Linked DNA regions of Homo sapiens: region 1 is linked to region 2. Evidence: read pairs that join two places in POLR2A ChIA-PET (ENCODE). Cell type or tissue: endothelial cell of umbilical vein. All regions are shown on one strand. Links, peaks and the distances in the headings refer to the core of each region. The heading gives the core; the rest is flanking DNA.

The links. ChIA-PET counts read pairs that join two places held together with the same protein. Peaks named below come from ENCODE experiments on the same cell type or tissue, not always from the same donor. Only the 100,000 strongest peaks of a DNase experiment are listed, where the experiment ranks them.
Region 1: POLR2A ChIA-PET joins it to region 2 with 10 read pairs; 2 of 35 experiments call an interaction of 5 or more read pairs at or near these places.

What each region holds. Positions count from the first base shown.
Region 1 is chr20:35,870,223-35,873,143 of GRCh38, reverse strand. It overlaps PHF20 (PHD finger protein 20), which reads right to left. Exons shown (of 18, transcript NM_016436.5): 8 at 2,010-2,189; 9 at 1,315-1,494. Among named protein-coding and RNA genes, the nearest start is that of SCAND1, 83 kb to the left of the region's middle. In endothelial cell of umbilical vein, for the core only: no CTCF peak of the experiment used is centred there; a DNase peak (open chromatin) is centred at 1,633; H3K27ac peaks cover 1,166 bases.
Region 2 is chr20:35,343,265-35,346,185 of GRCh38, reverse strand. All of the region lies in intron 7 of UQCC1 (ubiquinol-cytochrome c reductase complex assembly factor 1), which reads left to right. Among named protein-coding and RNA genes, the nearest start is that of FAM83C, 52 kb to the right of the region's middle. RefSeq lists an enhancer at 1,586-1,880 and a silencer at 1,586-1,880. In endothelial cell of umbilical vein, for the core only: no CTCF peak of the experiment used is centred there; a DNase peak (open chromatin) is centred at 1,725.

The DNA of each region.
Region 1 (2,921 bases), core at 191-2,690, 530 kb before region 2:
TGTGACAAAGCAAGATTCTGTCTCAAAAAAAAAAAAAATTATAAATGTGTATGCATCTAAAAGATCTTCAAAATACACAAAGCAAAAATGACAAAATTAAAGGGAGAAATGAACAAATCCACAATAACAGAGATTTTAACAACCTAACAACCTTCTCTTAGAAATTGACAGAACTAGACCAAAAGGAAAAAAACCCCACAAAAATCAATTTATCAGAGAAACACCATCAACTACCTTGATCTAACTGACAGATACAGAACAAACACATGACAACGGTAAAATACACATTCTTTTCAAGTGCATATGAAACATTCACCAGGACAGATCATATGCTGGACCATAAATTAAATCGCAACAAATATAAAAAGATTGAAATCCTACAGAGTATGTTCTCTGACCACAGTAAAACTATATTAGAAATCAATAGCAATAAGGTATCTACAAAAACATAAAATACTTCAAACTGAAACAACATACTTCTAAGTAACCCATGGTCAACAAATAAATCACAAGATATATTAAATTGAACAAAAATAAAAACACAACGTATCAAAATGTGTAGGATGCTGCTAAAGCAGTTCTCAGTGGGAAATGTATAATTTCATTATTTATTTATTTATTTAGACTGAGTCTCGCTCTGCTGCCCAGGCTGGAGTGCAATGGCATGATCTTGGCTCACCGCAACCTCCGCCTCCTGGGTTCAAGCAATTCTCCTGCCTCAGCTTCCCGAGTAGCTGGGACTACAGGTGCCTGCCACCATGCCCAGCTAATTTTTGTATTTTTAGTAGAGTCGGGGTTTCACCATGCTGGCCAGGCTGGTCTCGAACTCTCCACCTCAGGCAATCCACCCACCTCGGCCTCCCAAAGTGCTGGGATTACAGGCATGAGCCATCGCGCCCAGCCAGAAATTTATAACTTTAAATACTCATATTAGGAAGAAAGATCTTTTCACCAGGTAATGAAAAAAAAAAGGAAGAAAGATCTAAAATCAATTAGGTAAAGTTCTAGAAAAAATTGAAGGAAGAAAGCAAGATCAAAACAGAAATCAATTATATTTTTAAAAATAAACAATAGAGAAAATTGAAGTAAAAAGTTAGTTCTTTGAAAACAAAATAGATAAAGCCCTAGTCATACTAAGAGAGGGAACACAAATTATCAAAATCAGAAATGAAAGGAGCATAACATTAAAATGATAAGGGAATATTAATAAAAGGTGAAAAACAACAACAGAAAAGTCATTTTTTTTTTTTTAGTTCACAAAGCATAAGCAAAAGTGTATATAAAAAGAGGATTAATTTAACTCTAAATATGAACCTTCCACAGTCGAAATCTCTTGTAATTCCACAAGGGGAGAAGTCGGTTCTGTTTTCATCGTGTTTTCTCCCATTGATGGGCAGTTCAACTCCAAGCCTGCAGCCCCGGATCCATCCCCAAAGGAGTGGCAAGTCAGTGCAGATGAGACCTGGCCAGCTTCCAAAGCAGACTTCAACTGACCTAGAAGAAAAAAAGAAAGTTTGGGGGAAATATACATGTATGTAATTCTGAAATCAAAAGTCCTACAACAGTCTAAGAAAGCCAGGGACTTTTTAGAGGAAGGAATTAATCTAAAACATAAAAGCATACATTCACAGGTTCCCATACATACAGGCTGGCTTGTGAGCTTCTCAAAGAAAGAGGTTAAAGTGAAAGGAAAAATAGCTGGAAGTATAAACACAAAGGCACGAATGAGATGGCAGCAGAGAGAGAGAAGCAGGGCTCTTCGAACAGTGTACCTCCAGGCCAACACTGAACGGTAGATAAGCAAAACCAACCACAAATGCATCCAGAAAGTATGTCTATTGAATAAATCATCAGTGAAGAGCAATACATTATAAAAACACTGCAGCACATTCAATAGTTTGATTTCAAGACAATTTAATACTTGTGGAAGGCAGAACATAATGATTTACATTGATTCTCACTAAATAGGAACCAGGTTGGCAAGACAATTCCTGAACAGACTGACTCACCTTCTTCAGATTCCTTGGTACTAGACAACGTGTCTTGCAAAGGATCCGTATCAACCAAATCTGATACAACCAAGTCAGGATCTAGGATCTCATGGGTCCCATTAGTGGACAGCCTGGAGGAACGTCTCCTCGATAAGTCTTTGTCAGTGTTTTCCGAGTAGTTTTTTGACTTTTCCTGGGCTATTAAACCATTAAGAGAGTTGTAGTCAAGAGACCAACAAGAAGAAATAACTGTGCTACTACAGATTTCAGGGCTGGATGTCTCTAAAAGGACTTTACAGAGAGACTACTGGAATGTTAGAGTAGTGATAAAAGGAAATACCCTTTACTAGTTTACAGTTTTAAGTAAGGGAAAAGTGTCCCTGCCAGGATAGAATTTCACTTCTTTAAGGATTCATGGTCTGAAAACATGTGCTAGGTCATGTCCGAATCTTGACAACTATGTTCTATTTTGGGGCTTCCCAAATGTACTAACTTGCAAAGTCGACTTAAAAAGGTTTATAAGAGCCTTACTTAGAGCTATCACAAATCCTTTTTGGAGCCAACAGGATACTATTTTATTTTAAATTTATTTAAACATTTGAGCCAACTCACTCCAGAGGGTATTTTTTTAAATCAATAAATAGTATTTTATTTTGTATTTTTATTTTTTATAGGACAGAGTCTCACTCTATCACCCAGGCTGGAGGGCAGTGGCACAGTCTTGGCTCACTGCAACCTCTGCCTCCCAAGTTCAAACAATTCTCCTGCCTCAGCCTCCCAAGTAGCTGGGATTACAGGCACCCGCCACCACACCCGGCTAATTTTTTTTTTTTTTTTTTTTTTTTTTTTGAGACGGAGTCTCGCTCTCTCGCCCAGGCTGGAGTGCAGTGGCGCGATCTCGGCTCACTGCTAGCTCCGCCTCCCGGGTTC
Region 2 (2,921 bases), core at 314-2,813:
TTTACAGAGTGCTGATTGGTGCGTTTTTACAGAGTGCTGATTGGTGCATTTACAATCCTGTAGCTAGACACAGAGCGCTGATTGGTGCGTTTTTACAGAATGCTGATTGGTGCATTTACAATCCTCTAGCTAGACACAGAGCACTGATTGGTGCAAGTATCCACCCGACCCAGAAGCCCAGCTGGCTTCACCTCCCACTAGTATCTTCTTTTGTTTATGTTGTGTATTTTGTGTATCTAGATCACGTTTTAGTAGCTTGTAGTTCCCTGTTACTGGGAAGCATTTCATTGCCTCCCAGCTTGGGAGCATCCAAAGTAGAACCATGACTGGGTCATGAAATGGGTTAATTTGGTTTCTTTCATTACAGGGCAAAGTTCTCCCTGTGGACTGAGAAATAAACATATTATAAAAGTTACATATGCTCATAGAATAGAAATCAAAGAGTAAAAAGTATTGAGTGTAAAAAACAAGTGTCTTTTTTCCCCCCAGTCTAACTCCCCAGAAGTAACCTTTTTTATTTTTTATGTTATTTTTTCTTACCTTCAAGGAAGGAGAAAAGTAACCATTTTTGAGTTGATGCGTATCCTTCGCCTGAGAGCTATCTTTGTAATCATCCTTTTTGGTTCCTTTTTCATTTTTTGCTTTCTTTCTGTCGTAGCTGCTGTGTAATATAGAGAAAAAAAGTATTTTTTCAGCTCTCTCACTCAATTACAATTACACAGAAGGTTTCTGTGACACATTTGTGGGAGTTTCTCCCCACACAGCAAACAGGCAGTCAATTCTGGAGAGAGGTCACCAGGTGGGTGTCCTCTAACCCAATTCAATTCCAACATTGTGTACTCGGAGATAGTGTCAGATCCCACAGGTTGAGGGCTCTGCCCACAAGACTGCCCCCAACTTGCCACACCAATTGCAAGCTCCAGGCTGTTTTACCTGTGCTTCTGGCCAACCGATTATAAATTGGGGTTCCCCACCCCTTTCTTTGGTTCAATTAATTTGCTGGAGCGGCTCACAGAACTCAGGGAAACACTTATTACATTACCGGTTTATTATAAAGGATATTGCAAGGGATACAGATGAAGAGATGCATAGGACAAGATGGGGGAAGGGGTGAGGAGATTCCATACCTTTCCTGGTGTGCAGCTGTCCAGAAACCTCCACCTGTTCAGCTATCTGGAAGTGCCCCAAACCCAGTCCTTTTAAGGGTTTTATGGAAGCTGCATTATGTAGGCACAACTGATTAAACCACTGGCCATTGGAAATCAGTCAGCCTCTCTGCCCTCCTTGGAGGTTGGGAGATGGGACAGAAAGTCCTAACCTTCTAATCCTCCCTTGGTTTTTCAGTGACCAGCCCCTACCCTGAAGCTACCTAAGTGCGCCAGCCACCAATCATTAGCATACAAAATGACACCACTTTGGAAAGGCCAAAGATTTTAGGAGTTGTATGCCAGGAAGGGAGTTGAAGACCAACTATATATTTCACAATATCACAGCTGCCCAGAGTGAGATCGGCAGCCTTTAAGGTATTCATCCAGCTGAATGTTCCCACATGCCCTCAAGTACTTACCACCCAACTCTGTAGCAGTGCACAGTGGACATAAGGTGGTGTTGGCAGTCTCAGTCCTATTTAATGATGGCCAGAGATACCTCCTGGTCAGCCAAAGCCCTGGCTGACTGCCAGGCAGTTGCGCAGTAGCTCTTCCTGTAGTGAAACTGTTCTTCTTATCATTGTTGACTAAACTCTGTTGGAAGTTGTCTCACTAGCCATATGAGCCACAGCTGTCTCTATCCTGAATAGCTTAATGAGCCATAGGTTGCTGACTCCTGGACTGCAGGAACCTTTTAGTTGCCTCTCGCCACAGTTGAATTTCCTTCTGGACCTCCATCTCTCTTCATCACAGTTGTCAACACTTGAGCCTTCTCCCATGTTACTTCTTATGCAGTGTCCCTTCTACTTAACTGTAAGTTTTATAAAAGCAGAAAACCGTCTTATTCAGTTTTTTGCTTATGCAGTAAACATTGAATAATTGTCAAATGAATAAATAATTGTCAAATAAATGAATATATTGAATACCAGCCTTTGGAATTCTTTTTTAAGCTAACATTTATTAGATAAATCATACCTGCTTTATTAGTCTCTGATCCAAGTGTATATCAGTGCAGTCCTGCAGGAATTGGGGAATTTTTCCCCTATCGCATTTTATCCAGCCGTTTTTTCTATTTGGATTGTTGTAGATAGGGTGCTGCCCCATAAGGGAGTGTTTTAGATCAGCGTTTCTCATACTTTAATGTGCCTATGGTTCACCTGAGGATCTTGTTAAAATACAGATTCTGATTCAGTAAGTTTCAGGACAGGGGTGAGAAAATCTACAGTTCTGAAAAGCTTCCAGGTGATGCGGATGTTGCTAGTGACGCAGGGTGGGGTAGGGGACAATAGCAAGGTTTTAGGTGGTCCCCCAATACAGGCTCTTAAATTGCCTTCATGAAGAGAAGTGCCCAAATTCCGGTTTAGTTACAAAGACTATAACTAAAGGATGATGGTTTTAAAATAATAGAGATTTGGAAGAGTTGGGGAATTACTATTACTGCTTTCTGCTATAGTTGACTTGATACCTTCTTTCTAACCTCATGGCATAAATAGACATGCCTTATATAGGCAAGACAATTGTATATTAATCACTGGGTTGTGAGTGCATGCATGGATGAGTGTGAGTGCATGTGTGTGTTTGAGGGGATCTCAGTCTTCCGTGTGTGTACAACCTATAAATGGGACACGTGGCTAGGGAGAAGTAATAGGCAGTGTAGAGCCAGTCTGGCCTGGTTCTCACCCTGACTGGCAAATCTTTCCTCTTCTGTGCTTCAGTTTCTGTATTAAAAGAAAGGTGGGGACAGGGGAGGCCTAACTACATGAGCCCCAAGTT